Regions from separate parts of the Homo sapiens genome. Here region 2 is linked to region 1. Evidence: read pairs that join two places in POLR2A ChIA-PET (ENCODE). Cell type or tissue: PC-9. All regions are shown on one strand.

Evidence for each region. Peaks named below come from ENCODE experiments on the same cell type or tissue, not always from the same donor. Only the 100,000 strongest peaks of a DNase experiment are listed, where the experiment ranks them.
Region 2: POLR2A ChIA-PET joins it to region 1 with 11 read pairs; 2 of 35 experiments call an interaction of 5 or more read pairs at or near these places.

Annotation. Positions count from the first base shown.
Region 1 is chr7:54,901,649-54,909,648 of GRCh38, reverse strand. No RefSeq gene overlaps it. Among named protein-coding and RNA genes, the nearest start is that of EGFR, 110 kb to the left of the region's middle. In PC-9, no CTCF peak of the experiment used is centred here; no DNase peak of the experiment used is centred here.
Region 2 is chr7:54,809,995-54,817,994 of GRCh38, reverse strand. LOC124901636 (a long non-coding RNA gene) reads left to right here and starts at 5,862. Exons shown (of 2, transcript XR_007060327.1): 1 at 5,862-6,162. In PC-9, no CTCF peak of the experiment used is centred here; a DNase peak (open chromatin) is centred at 615; H3K27ac peaks cover 1,277 bases.

The DNA of each region.
Region 1 (8,000 bases):
AAAATTAATCTTATAGGTTTATTAATATGTACACAATCTGTAATGATGTATTCTCTTTCATTATTGATATGGTACTTTGTGCTTTCTGACTTTTTTCTGTGATAAGTCTGTCTAAAAGCTAATCAACTGTATTGATCTTTTCAAATAAGTGGATTTTGGTTTATTAATTTTTTAAAAATGTATATTTTCTAAATCTGGGGTTCTGTTCATCTTTATTATTTCTTCTTGTTTTGGGCTTCATTTTGTCTTCTTTTCCCAATTTCTTATAATACCAGCTTAGAGTAGTCATTTGAGATTCTTCTCTTATAATATAGGTATTTAAATAAAAATGTTCCCCTAAGAACTACTTTAGTTAGATCCTGCAAGTTCTGATGTCACATTTAATTTCCTCTATACTTTAAAATAATGTTTACTTTTAGCTGAAACTACTTTGACTCACAGGTTATTTAGTCATGCACAATTTTATCTCCAAATATTTGGAGAAATTTTCCAGATATATTTTTGCTAGGTTTTTTCCAGTTTAATTCCATTATAATTATCGATCACAATCTCTGAGCACACTGTATATTTCTATTTATTTAAACATGTTGAGATTTGTTTTTTAGCCCAGAGTCTGGCCTGTGTTAGTGATTGTTCCATGCACATTGGAAGAGTCTCTGTACTCTTCTGTGGGTGAGTGGACTCTTCCATAGGCAGGTGTCAATTGGATAGAGTTGGTTGACGGTGTTGTTCAGCTTTTCTGTACTCTCCTTGACTTTCTAAATACTTGTTCTATTAATTATTGACAAAGGAGTGATGAAATCTTAAACTATAATTGTGGACTTGTCTGTTTTACCTTTCATTTCTATCAGATTTATTTATATATTTTAAAATGTATTGTTAGTTGTTAGGTGCACACACACACAAAGATTTGTTTCTCTTTATACCTGATAATGTTACTTGTGTGTTGTGTTTCAGGGTGTCTGTTTCTTCATTCTTTCTGTTTGAACTCTTGTATGTGCAGGTGGCTGTCTTGTGACAGCCTATAGTTTTGTCTTGCTTTTATACACACTCTGTCAATCTCTGTCCTTGAATTGGTGTGTTTATGCTGCTAAAATTATATTTGTTGCATTTTGATTAACATCTGCCATCTTGCTAGATCTCTATTTGTTCCATCTATTTTGTTTTTTTTTAAATTTCATCTTTCTGATTTCTTTTGAGTTGATTGGACATATTTTATGATTTTATTTTATCTTCACCTTTTGACTCATAATCTATAATGTGTTTAATTTTTGTATTGGCTGCCACAGAATTTACAGTATACATAATCAGAGTCTGTCTTCAAGTAATATGATATTGCTCTAGTTTATTTCTTATTCATTTCCTGAATGTCTCTGATAGCTCTCTGGTCATTTCAAGATAAATTTTTCATTTTGCATTTTTCCAGTTCTCAGTGGGAGTTTTGTCTGCCTCAGGCAGGCTTGTCATACCCATCCTGAAAAGAAGACCTTCTGAAGACTCATCCTTAGTCACTAATATCTTTGGAGAGAGAGAAGTACCTGTGAAACAAGAACACAATGATATGAATGAGAAGCAAGAAACAAACAGCTCTGGGAAATTAAAAACATGATAGCAGAAACTAAAACTTAATAGAAAGTTTGGAACTTAAAGTTGAAGAAATAACCTTAAAAGTAGAGCAGAAAGAAAAAGAGCTGGAAAATAAGACATAAAAGATAAGGCTATTAGAGGACCAGGACAAAGTGTTTGACATCTGAATGGTAAGCCTTTCAAAAAGAGAGAACAAGAGGTCAGGAGATCGAGACCATCCTGGCTGACACGGTGAAACCCTGTCTCTACTAAAAATACAAAAAATTAATTGGGCGTGGTGGTGGGCACCTGTAGTCCCAGTTACTCGGGAAGCTGAGGCAGGAGAATGGCATGAACCCGGGAGGCGGAACTTGCAGTGAGCCGAGACCACACCACTGCACTCCAGCCTGGATGACAGAGCAAGACTCCGTCTCAAAAAAAAAAAAAAAAGAACAGAGGAGAGGACTCACCAATTAAATAAATTCAAATTTTTTCTAGAATTAATTTATGCAGCCAAACTGAAAAATCCCATTGCTTCCATGAGAATAAAATAAAATATTCAAGCCATGCATATTCTCATGACATTTTCAGAATACGTGGGCCAAAGAAACTGTAATATTATATTTCAGCAAGAAATAAGATCATAATTAAAGAATAAGAACTGATAATGTTTTGTCTTCAACACTAGAAACTAGAAAATGGAAGAATGCCTTTAATATTCTGAAGGAAAGGTATTTCCAGCCTGAACAATTGTATCTGGGCAAACAACCAATTAAGTTTGAGAACGGAATGAAGTCTTCATTATTTGCGGATTCTGTGTTTGTGAATTTTCTTACTAAAATTTATTCGTAACTCTCAAATCAGTATTACAACACTTTTGCAGTCATTTGCAGACATGTGGTAAACAATTTGAGTTGCCCAACGCACTTTCCCAGTTGAGGTTAAACAAGATGACATGGTTTGTTTAATGCAGCTTTCATACAGGAACATATCCTTCTCATGGTCTATTTAGTGCAATTTTTTCTTTGGATTTTTGTGCTTTTTTGTTTGTGGTTTCTCCACTTAAGATGACCCCCAGGTGTAGTGCTGAAGTGTTGGCTAGCTTTCCTTAGCACAGGTGGGGTGTGATATGTGTGGCTAAGCTTCATTCAGGCCTGAGTTACAGTGATCTCGGCCATGAGTGCAATATTAATGAATTAACTGTATAGAAAATAAGGTGTCTTTAAACAGAAACACACATCAAACAGGGTAATGTATTGATTGGTAGATGAAAATGTTGTGAACAGAGACTGGCAGGAACCTAATCTTGTCATTTCTCTGAGAGCAATGGCTCAGTATTTGCTAATTCAGTGTTGGTGGCAACTTTACAGGACATAACTATGGCAAATAATGAAAATCAGCTGTAAATATACTTTCAGGCACGTTTTCTCCCAAGTAATCTCTTCTCAAAAAGTTTTTGGAAGACAGGTTTCACCAAGACAAGTGAAAGCACTAAAGAAAAGGAAGACATAGGAAATAGGAAAGTGAAGATGTAACACGTCAGAGAAGCAAAGGGAGTTCCAGGATGATATTGAGGAAAGATCCCAAGGAGAAAGCATGACACCAGAGCTAGTGAGCAAAAAAATCCCAATCGGAGCAGTGTCACTCATAGGTGATAGTGTGTAGGAAGCGGTCATCTGCGCCGTCTTTGCCATCAACACATGGCCTTTCTGCGTGAAGGTGGAATGGCGGTGTGTCCCGCCAGACTCATCAGTGCACAATGCTGGTGGAGCCTCTGTTCCGTCTTCTGTGCCTGCAGCCCGAATCCGCTGAGATCATCCACATGGCACCCACGAAGAGCTGTGCACTAGTTACCCCCAAGGGTTAGAACTTGGCTGTGTTGAGCTTAGAAGAAGAAGACAAACCCTGTTCCCACCACACCCCAATTGTATTCCTGCTGGACCACACTGCAGCCTTTCTAGAAGTTCCAGCTTTTTCACAGGTTTTCACTTCTGTCCTTGACCACTTGTTTTCTCAAATGGGGCTATTGTAACTTCTCAGGAAAACTAAGGCCAGACTGTGATCCCGAGAGACACAGATCCGCTTCTCTTACCATGGAAGCTTTACTTAAAAAATGGCCCTTTCCTGAGATCAACTTTGAAAATATCTAAATAGTACATTTGTTATACACAGCCATATGGGGAAAATAAAAATAAAACTATATGAGGAATTAATGACAAACATTCAGCATGGTGGTTACCTCTGGAGGGACAGAGTAAGGGGGATAAAATCAGGAAGACGCTTTCAAGTTCTGTTTCTTAAGCTGGGCAGTGTGTACACATTATTTGTTTTATTGCTATTCTTTATGCACAAACACACACACACATACATACAAGCACATATACTATACTCTTTTATATATGTGTTATATGTTTAAAAACACAATTAAAAAAATTAAAGTCTTAAAAGTCACCAAACAGAAAAGCTGAGAAACCCTACTAGACATCTCCAAAGGCTTGTTTTTGTTTAACTGTTAGTGTTGCTGGAAAAAGGGGTCTTGTCCCAGATCCCAAGAGAGGGTTCATGGATCTTGCACAGGAAGGAAATGTGAGTGAGTCTCAGAGTGCAGTGAGAAGAGAGAGTTTATGGAAAGCTACTCGGTTACAGAGTAGGGCATCCTCAGAAAACAAGCTGAAGAATGTGCCATCAGTGCTTTAAATTCCTCTTGTATAGGGGTCTTATGTATGTAAAAGCTAAGGTGCCCACGGGCTAACAGCATGAAAAAATTGATTACTTTGTTGATATGGAGAAGGTTATCCTTGGCATTTGAGTGCGAAAGTACATCAAAGCATGCTATGATCATCTTAGAAGCACATACTGTTATGTGATATTGGGACATCTGAACATTCTTCTGTCCTAGGAGCTCGCCCTTGCGGGCATTACTAAATTGCTTCCTTAGCTGTAAACATCTTATGACCACGGGGTGTGACTGGCAAAGAATGTGACTTGCTAGTTTTAAGATGGAGTTGATTTTAAAATGGCGTCAGTCAGGCTCACCTACGTTCCTGTTTCCCAAACATTATTGTAGTACTTTTTCATTGACATTGATCTCTTGTTATTAAATATAAACTCTTTTTATATTTAATAACAAGAGATCAATGTCAATGAAAAAGTAACGGTGAAAAACGAAACAGTAAATATGCTAATATAAAGCAGGAAAAAATCAGGTCAGAATTTGGATAGAGGCATTTAGTTTCATCATAAATCAGGTCATTGGTCTCATGCTAAGAACACTTAGGGGTATCCCTTTCCACCAGGGACCTGTTTTATTTTTTCTTTCACTTTCTTTACTGTTTTTATGGCTGTTTGCTTACTGTAGCAGTTTCTTCACATAAAGGTTTGCTTCGATTTGATCAAAATCCATTTTTTCCCTAGTAGACGGAGGCAAAGGAGAAATATTTTCAAAGAAAAAAACAATACAGATGACAAAACCAACACTGGTTTTCTATTACAGAATATAGAAAATCAGAACTAATTAACGGGCATGTCTATACAAAGAAACACACTAAAAACGATGCTACATTTTGAATCAATTATTAAGAAGTCCCAGTTTATACAAGATAGAATGAAATGGCCATCAACTAAAGTTGTGAAATACTCTGTGTACTCATCATTCTCTGACAGTCTTCCCTGACCTCAATCCTCAAGAGACATTTTAGTCTTCTTTTTTTGCATGTGGAATTAATTTGGATTTTGTAGGAAGCAGACTGTGTCATGTGAGTCTCTTATTTCCCAAGTTACAGCTGATGTGCAGCTTCTGCTCTGGTGTCTCATTCGACGTCAATGAGTAACAAGAGAATACTCCGTTCTTTAGAAATGAAGTAAGTTCAGGAGTATGTCCCTAATACTGAAAATTACTCTCTCGAGGGCTAGGTCAAGAGGGTATGTTTAGTGACAAAGCAGCTGAGTCAAGTTTTGGAATGAACCGATTTGCTAAGGAGGCTGATGAATGAATTTGCCCTTGATGTTTTGCAGTTTTCATATCTTCCCATTCAAAAGAACACCTTACCTAACTTCTTCATTATTATCACTTTCTACATTGAGGAGACCCATCCTAATTGGAGGGCTGAGAGATCATGAAAATTCAAACATTCCAAGAAAAATAACAATATTTGAATGATCCCTCTGAAAGAGATTTATCAGAACCTCTCCTGTTCTCTTCTTGCTAATGCCTCTGTTTGTCATGGTGAGAAATGTTATGATGATTTAGAAGTAGTCTGAGGAAAGTTTGTTAGCTTCAAAAGGGCAAAATAAAATTTCCCAAATTCGCAAAGCCAAAGAGGTCTTTTTCTTTAAAGTGTGACTGTGGGGCCTTTGGTACATCAGTTTTAGAGAAATAAAGTGTTTTTTTTGTGTTCCTATATAAGTAACACATGCATTTTTAAAACTCTATAGAAAATGTGTTATTTTCAATAAATGATATGTATAATTTTTTAGTTATCTCGATATGACACTTACCTTCTATACTTTGAACACCCTCTCATGAGATACTGTACATCTTCTTTGCATATACTTACATTTTATATTGTCTGCCTTCTCTGCTCGTCTATAATTTCTGTGAAATCAGAAAATGGCTCTCATATCCCCACTTTCCAGTCACTAGTGAACTCCCCAAATATAATTGAATATATGAATGAATATTAAATAAGACTTACTAAATTCATCATGACAATATTATATATGTCTTACAAATGAAAAAACCAAAATTATGTTTTCTATTCGGGACTAAGCTTGAATCATTAGAGTGTGACATTTCTGAAAGTATGTTCTACAGAAAATTATTTCTGGAGGATTTTAATAATCAGCAAAACAACCTTCCTCCCTTGTTTAATAATTAAAGTAATTTGGAGAATTGAAAGTTGCTACATTAAGCAAAATTAGGTTACTTTACCACTAGACATAGAAATACATTAATATGTATATAGAGCGTGCAAAGCTCTGGGTGGGGATTTAGACTTCTCTGACTGGCCGGAGGTCTTCTTAACAAGCTTCCTGCAGGAATAAAATTGTCCTTTGGGACCAGCTGTGTTAGAACATGGCATTTATGCTTGTTTCATTGAATACTCCATTTTGATCAGTCTGCCTTTTGACCTGATAAAATTTATGATTGCATATGCAATGTAGATGTAGCAGATAGGCAAAAACTAATTGAGAATCTCTTATGAACCCTTGTCTAGCACTTGCAACAATCCTATGGGGAAAGCCCTATTATCCCCACTTTGTAGATGAGGAAGCTGAGACCCAAAGCGGTGAAGTGAGTTTCGGGGCCAGCACAGTAGCGCTTGTGAGGAGATGGTGTCTCATTCCGGTTGGCCTGATTCCAGTGTCCAAGCTTGTTCTGCCGACTTCATCAAGTTTCCAGCTTCCATGGTACCTGTCCTCATGCTGACCCAGGCCTTTCCATGGCACTGGCTGCATCCCAGAGTGAGGTTCCTGGGTGGTCCTGCCTCCACAGCTCCTTGTTAGAAAACCTGTGGATTTGCTGCTCCTCAGAGTTTTTCTTGTTCTTTTCTCAGGTCCAGTTGCTTGTGAGACTGGCTGTGTTTTCTGCTCTTCGATTCTTTTAAATATCCCTACTTCTTTATGATTATTCATCCTTAGACTAGTTTGTGTAGGTTTCTCCTTTTGCCGTCAAACTACTCTTGTCTAAGACAAAGCTTGAAAGAGGGAAGATTCTGGTGTTGAGCTTTGAATGAATGCCGGGCACTATGTTAGTAAACTTCCTGTGTGTGCAAAGGTGTGTTCACGTGTGTGGAGATGTGAGCCTCAAAACAACCCAGAGAGAATATGTGATGATAGCTCCGACCAGCAACTGAAGCTAAGTCCGAAAGAGATGGCCGTGGACGTGAATGGAGGCTCCTCACCATATTAGTTGCACCAGAACACAATCACCAACTAGTCATCAATATTAGATGATTGTGTGAGACAAGGCTGTCAGGCAAAGAGAAATTGGGGAAGAAAGTTGTGTAATGCTAAAGTCACCACCAGGGTTTGAGTTTGCACCAAAGATTATGCGGGTGGCTCCTTCCATGCTCTTCCCCAGCCGTCTCTTCCTGTCCTGCAGCACCTTTTGAATGGAATGTTCACCTTCCCCTTCCCAGTCAGGAGAGTCCTTTCACCACAAAGATTATCAGCCACTTGTATTTTGTGTGCATTGTATATATTTACCCCTGTTTATTTGCCTTTTGATTTTGTAAAGGGATTTTTAAGCATACATAAGATTTAAATTATATTAGACTATAATAGCTATGTGTGTATACATAAATATATGTATTTTGTGTATACATAAATATATGTATTTTGTGTATACATAAATATATGTATTTTATACACACATGCATATATATTCATATATACACATATACACATACATATATAGTCCCTTAGAGTTTCTC
Region 2 (8,000 bases), 92 kb after region 1:
CTACACCCTAGAACAAATGGACTTAACAGATATTTACAGAACATACTACCCAACAACTGCAGAATACACATTCTATTCATCAGTACATGGAATATTCTCCAAGATAGACCATATGATAGGCACAAAACAAATCTTGGCAAATTTAAGAAAATCAAAATCATATCAAGTAATTTCTCAGACCACAGTGGAATAAAATTCGAAATCAACTCCAAAAGGAACCCTCAAAACCATGCAAATACATGGAAATTAAATAACCTGCTCCTGAATGATCATTGGGTCAACAATGAAATAAAGATGAAAATTAAAACATTCTTTGAAATGAATGATAGTAATGACACAACCTATCAAAACCTCTGGGATACAGCAAAAACAGTGCTAAGAGGAAAGTTCTGTGAACCTCAAAATTTGAGACAGGTCTCAGTTAATTTAGAAAGTTTATTTTGCCAAGGTTGAGTACACTCCCGTGACACAGCCTCAGGAAGTCCTGATGACATGTGCCCATGGTGGTAAGGGCACAGCTTGGTTTTATACATTTAGGGAGATATGAGACATCAATCAATACATGTAGGAAGTACATTCGTTTGGTCTGGAAGGTGAGACAACTTGAAGCAAAGGCAGGAAGACGAGAAGCAGGGAGGGAGCTTCCAGGTCACAGATAGGTCATACAGGATTACATTCTTTCAAGTTTCTGATTAGCCTTTCCGGAGGAGGCAAATCAGATATGCATCTAGCTCAGTAAGCAGAGGAGTGACTTTGGATAGAATGGGAGGCAGGTTTGCCCTAAGCAGTTTCCTTAGTTGAGTTTTCCTTAGTGATTTTGGGGGTCCGAGATATTTTCCTTTCAGTTCATAGCGTTAAATGCCTACCTCAAAAAGTCTGAAAGAGCAAAAGCTGACAGTCTAAGGTCACGTCTCTCAGAACTAGAGAAGAAACAAGAAAATCCAAACCCAAACCCAGCAGAAGAAAATAAATAACCAAGATCAGAGCAGAACTAAATGAAATTGAAACAACAACAACAACAACAACAAAAAAAACAAAAGATAAATGAAACAAAAAGCTGGTTCTTTGAAAAGATAAATAAAATTGATAGCCCATTAGAAAAGAAGAGAGAAGATCCAAATACACTCAATTAGAAATGGAACAGGAGATATTACAACTGACACCACAGAAGTACAAAAGATTATTCAAGGCTACTATGAACAGCTTTATACACATAAACTAGAAAACCTAGAGGAGATGGATAAGTTCCTGGAAATATAAAATCCTCCTAGATTAAACCAGGAAAATATAGAATGTCTGAACAGACCAGTAACAAGCAGTGAGCTTGAAATGGTAATTTTTAAAATGCCAATTTAAAAAGGTCCAGGACCAGACGGATTCACAGCTGAATTCTATCAGATATTCAAAGAAGAATTGGTACCAGTCCTATTAACACTGTTCTAAAAGATAGAGAAAGAGGGAGTCCTCCCTAAGTCATTCTATGAAGCCAGTATCACCCTAATACCAAAACCAGCAAAGGACATAACAAAAAAAGAAAACTACAAACCAATATCCCTGAGGAACATAGATGGAAAAATACTCAACAAAATACTAGCTAACCAAATCCAACAGCATATCAAAAAGATAACCCACCATGATCAATTGGGTTTTATACCAGGGATGCACGGATGGTTTAACATACATAAGTCAATAAATGTGATACACCACATAAACAGAATTAAAGACAAAAATCACATGATCATCTCAATAGATGAAGAAAAAACATTTGAGAAAATCCAGCAATACTTTATGATTAAAGATCTCAGCAAAATTGGGATAGAAGGGACATACCTTAAGGTAATAAAAGCCATCTATGACAAACCCTCAGCCTACATTATACTAAACAGGGAAAAGTGGACAGCATTCCCCCTGAGAACTGGAACAAGACAAGGATGCCCACTTTCACCATTTCTATTCAACAGAGTACTAGAAGTTCTAGCCAGAGCAATCAGAGAAGAGAAAGAAAGAAAGGGCATCTAAATTGGTAAAGAGAAAGTCAAACCATCGTTGTTTGCTGATGATATGATCATATACTTAGAAACCCTAGGGACTCATTCAAAAAGCTCCTAGAACTGGTAAATGAATTCAGCAAAATTTCAGGATATAAAATTAATGTACACGTATCAGTAGCTCTGTTACATACCAACAGTGACCAAGCTGAAAATCAAATCAAGAACTCAACACCTTTCACAATAGCTGCAAAAAAAATTAAAATACTTAGGAATATACCTAACCAAGGAGGTGAAATACCTCTACTAGGAAAACTACAAAACACTGCTGACAGAAATCATAGACAACACAAATGGAAACACAGCCCATGCTCATGAATGTGTAGAATCAATATTGTGAAAATGACCATACTGCCAAAAGCAATCTACAAATTCAATGCAATTCCCATCAAAATGCCACCATCATTCTTCGCAGAATTAGGAAAAAAAAAATCCTAAAATTCATATGGAACCAAAAAAGAGCCCACATAGTTAAAGCAAGACTAAGCGAAAATAACAAATCTTTAATAGATGTTGGTGTGGATGTGGTGAAAAGGGAACACTTTTACACTGTTGGTGGGAATGTAAACTAGTACAACCACTGTGGAAAACAGTGTGAAGATTCCTTAAAGAACTAAAAGTAAATCAACCATTTGATCCAGCAATCCCACTATTGGGTATCTACCCAAAAGAAAAGAAGTCATTATATGAAAAAGATACTTGCACACACGTTTATAGCAGCACAATTTGCAATTGCAAAATTACGGAACTAGCCCAAATGCCCATCAGTCAATAAGTGGATAAAGAAAATGTGGCATATATATACCATGTACTACTACTCAGCCATAAAAAGGAACAAAATGACGGCATTTGCAGCAACCTGGATGGAATTGGAGACTATTACTCTAAGTGAAGCAACTCAGGAATGGAAAACCAAACATTGTATGTTCTCACTCATGTATGGGAACTAAGCTATGAGGATGCAAAGGCATAAAAATGATACACTGGACTTTGAGGACATGGGGGAAAGGGTGGGGGTGGTGAGGGATAAAAGACTACACAATGGGTACAGTGTACACTGCTTAGGTGATGGGTGCACCAAAATCTCAGAAATTACCACTAAAGAACTTATTCATGTAATCAAACACCACCTGCTCCCCAAAAACCTATTGAAATAAAAAAAAATAAAATTAAATAAATTTGAAAAAGAAAAAATAAATGGAGTAGACACCACTTAGGATGGCTGCCTGACTCCAATTCACTTTTCTCTGAAAACTCTCCCAATACACAGTGGTTGCTGCCAACCACCCTGTCTGTGGTAAGGAGCCCTGCCTCCTGCTAGAGTCAGTAAATATTTAACTCAAACTCAGCCAGTCGAATTTTGTGCCAGGATTGTGTAATTTGGAGCTGAGAATCTAGAAACGTATGAACCTACAAAGTGGAAATTATGGGCCCCTCAGTGTATCAGTAGAAGCACTCTATGGGGACAGCCACGAGCCCCTGAGTGGAAAACCTTGGAGCTGCCTTGGTTCCCCTTCCAATAAGTTCTTCCGTGATTCCATTCCGTGAGCGGTTCATTGCAACATACTCCAACTGGAGAAACAAACAAAAGGATAAACATAAACAAATCCAGGAAGATGCAAATCAACCTATTCCTGCAAGTCTCCTCACTACGGAGAGGGGCAGTGCCATGAGCAGTAATAAAATTGATGACTTTATGTTCACCCTTTCTGGGGGCTGAGATTCAGGGTGATCATATAGTGTATTTTCTAAACTAGATCACTTAGCAAGTAAAAGTGCACTATTAATTATGTTGGAATAGGAGCTGCAGTCTGACATACGAGGACAAATGGTCACTCTTCCCAGACTGCACCTGATGCATCTTCCTCAATCCAAAATCTGTGGTAGAAATAAACCAATGTGGACCTATTTTCAACAGGTAGCTGCAAACCAAAGACAAAGGAGGGCTTACAAATGATGACCTTGTCTAGGAAAATTTCTATGTGAAGGAGTCTGCAGAAAGATGCAGGAAAGCGTAACTCCCATGAAATGAATAAAAAGCAGAAGCACACAGGCCTAGCTGAAGGCAAATCAGAAAAGGAAGCTGGAGGTTTTAAGTCTGTCTGGCAGGAAGAGTTGCTTTCTGCACTGCACCAGAGCTGAAAATGGCTGCTCCATTGTTCAAAATCGTTGTTCAACACTGTTCAACACCATTTTACTTTCTGTAAACACAGCGACACTCTTCCTGGCAAGTTTCACGGTGTGAGCTTTCCAATTTTACATCCAATATTCTGCGGTTTGCACATGCACATGAGCTAGCTAGAATTCAGGGTGGGGTGTAAAACAGAGACAAAAACCACAGCAATGCTCTAAGGAAGTCCCATCCAGTTCAGAGCTGTCCTGTGCAGCTGTCTCCCGAAGGCGCCCAGCAGGGCAGTGTGCCCAGGCTTTCTAACTTGTGACTTCTGGTAACACAGGAGAGAACATCTCCTATAGTGGAAGGTCTCTGATGAAAAAGATCCACAACCAACCCAGAAAATAATGTTCTTGAGGTAATCAAGGAAAAGATGACATTTCAAAAAGACTGAATACATGATATAGCTTGAGAAAAGAATACTGGCTTCTCTTTCTTTTTTTTTTTTTGTAAATAATTAATTCTTGTTCAAGGAGACATGCAGTAGAATTCCACAATAGATAATTAAGATGGTCTGTAGTTGATGAAAACAAATGGAAAAATGATAATTGTAATAAAAATAGGATTCTATATTGAGCACTTATGATGTTCCAGAGACCGTATTAAGCATGCTAGTTTAGTGCCTTATTGCTCACAGTGGTGAGAAGATGTAATATCTGCATTTTACAAGTGAGGAGACATTAAGTTCGCATAGCCAGTGAACGATAGGTAGAGCTGGTTTGAATTCGCATCTGGCCAGTCCAAAGGAGTGTTGATCATCATTCCACACTACCACAGAGTCTTAGCTCAGACAGGGATCTAAGCAGAAGCTTCTCAGAGCCCCATGTGTGCACACTGTACACTTAAGTCAGTGAACTGTGCAGTAGGCATTACAGGCCCTGTGAAGAGGACTCTTAATGGGTAATGTATTAATTGGATATTACTCCAAAAGCAATGTGCACTTAATGTCAGTAAATTAGAATCCCATTTACAGTAAGTATAATTAACCCACTGAATATCCATTACTAGCCAGCTTTCTGCAGAGAAAGATCATTTTATAAAATGTCTTTTTTTTTTTTTTTTTTGGAGACAGAGTCTAGCTCTGTCACCAGGCTGGAGTGCAGTGGCGTGATCGCAGCTCACTGCAACCTCCACCTCCTGGGTTCAAGCGATTCTCCTGCCTCAGCCTCCCTAGTAGCTGGGACTACAGGCACCCACCACCACGTCCAGCTAATTTTTGTATTTTTAGTAGAGACGGGGTTTCACCATGTTAGCCAGGATGATCTTGTTCTCCTGACCTCGTGATCCACCCGCCTCAGCCTCCCAAAGTGCTGGGATTACAGGTGTGAGCCACCGTGCCTGGCCTAAAATGTAATTTTTTTATAAATACACTTTTTGTTTCTAGGAGCCTACAGCTAATATTAAAATATTTTTAAGCAACTGTCAAGCAGCAGGTTCAATAAGTCTCCTATTCAGTAGGAGGGTGGAACTTTCTTTGTACTTAGTGTAAGTAAACTAAGTATGATTTTCAAACTCTACATGGAAAATGGCTTTTCCCTGCTTACATCAAACAAGTAGACAATTTATCAACATATCACTTCTGATTACTTCACATTTGAGCGAGAGCCAAGGTTTAAAACCCCAGTCTGAGGAATGCATACATACTCTCTGACAGTGGAATGAAGGAAAGGTATACCATTCTGACTTTAGTATACGTCCCCAGGAACGTGTTTACACTGAGAAGCATGTGGTATGATGAAGGTCACTTGGCAGTTTGGCCCTTTCTTCTCTTTGGCAGTGGGAGGCCATGAGAGCCGGAATTCTCACGAGCAGCAGCGGCCCTGTGGCCCTCAGCAGAGGGACTGACTGGAAGCAGATGTGGCACAAGTCTCCCCATGCGGCTTCACTGTTGACTCTCAGGACATCTACCCTGGGGACTTCCCGCACCAAGAAGACCCTGAGGTGAGATAAATAGGCATCTTTCTTTCAACGAATTAAACAAAAGTGGATAACTTGATGGAGTAGCTGGAAGTCAATGCCACTTGCTTTTAGAAATGTGGCCTTATAAAGTGTAGGTGAATTGGAACATCTGGAAATATTTTTGAAAATAAATCACTGCTCAACTGAAACATTAAATAGCTTTTTTTATTTTTTATTTTTTTTGGCAAGTGATCTATCTTAGCATTACTTAGAAATGAACTCCTGGCAAACCACAAACTTAATGCTCTCCAATGAGATCAGCACGTAATTTGTTGTATTCTTAGGATTACTGTGCTTGAACTATTTCAAGAGTTTGGCCTGGCAGGAAATGAGTTTAGGGTGAAGCGGGGATGACAGGCACTACAATTTCTCTTAGTAGATTTTTATCAATCAGTGTTCATAATGGAGACCTGCATAAAGTCAGGAAACTTTACAGGAAATTGTCTGTATATACTTGGTTAAGAATCTTATTCCCATAAAGCCACAGTTAAAGTAAAAAACATGTGAAAAGCCATATTTGATGGAAGTAGAGACACTCTATAAAAAGAAACAGGAAAGCCCCAGAGTGGAATTAAACACACAAACTCACATTTACTTCAAAGAAAATAGAATAACTGTGTCAAGACCTCATACGATGGGAATCTCCTCTTTGCAGAAAAAGCAATGCTTCCTGTTTTGGGTTTTCATTATGTTTCTATAAATCCCTGAGAACAGAAAGGTGATTTCTGATCATTCTTCAACTACCATGTTTATGATAAAAGGCGACATTTCTGTGTGTGTGTGTGTGCATGTGTGTGTGTTCTTCTCCGTGAAATGCTTTGGCCAACACAAAAAATTAGTGATATAGCAAAATATTTTTGTGTGTGTAAAAATAAAAAAAATCATAAACAAAATGATACCAACTATAGTAACGATGCGAAGATATGCTAACATGAGAACAGCAGGGAAAAGGTGTTTACAAACAAATGAGCCAGGGGCCTCTAGGAGGGGCTGAGGAAAATTGTATTGACATTATTTTGTTTATGTATTTTTAAATTAATAGCCCTTTAGAAGATCTTAGGAGTACTCTGCAGACTAACATGTATTCTGGAATTTCCTCTGTAAAGAACTCTGATCAGCAAGAATTATAGGTGTTTTTCTGTCTGTGTAGGAGCATTTCTTCAATGATTCATTTCATTGTTTTGAGAACCTCAATGAATTGGTAAGAAAATATTTAAGATGGATAAGAACTAATTTTCTTAGGAAGAAGAAAACATTTCTGGAAACTTGGAAACCCCATTGAGCATGTGTAAGGAAGTGAAATAATCTTTCATAACGTGTATACCAGTAAGACACAGAATGATATTGTCCTTTGTTAAAAGGTGGCAGGAAGGATTCCTACCTCACTGCTGAAGGAATATCTCACAGTCTAAACAGATGGTTTAATCTGTCCTCCTCAGTAGAACATTTACCAGTAATAACGTTAATTGGCACCAACCATCTACATGACAGTCTAACTTCAGAGAACAGTGTGATTTTATTTATGTGTCCCTAAGAATGTCTTTATTCTAAAATTCAGAGTGTACTGCAATTTTGTAAGTGGCTTTGATCCCACGTTGCTTCGATCTAAGTGAGTTCACCCATCAGATCTGAGAACTTATGTCCAGCACTGACTTTACTTCAAAACATTTCCACATCTATCTGGGGTCTTTCACCAGAGACCTTTAAAACCGAGATGAAAATCTATTTTAATACACTGAAATGTATTTGACTTTAGCAAATTTAAATGTATTAGTGGTCAAATTGTCATTTGTTTCACTTAGGCTGATTTCCTCTGTCTA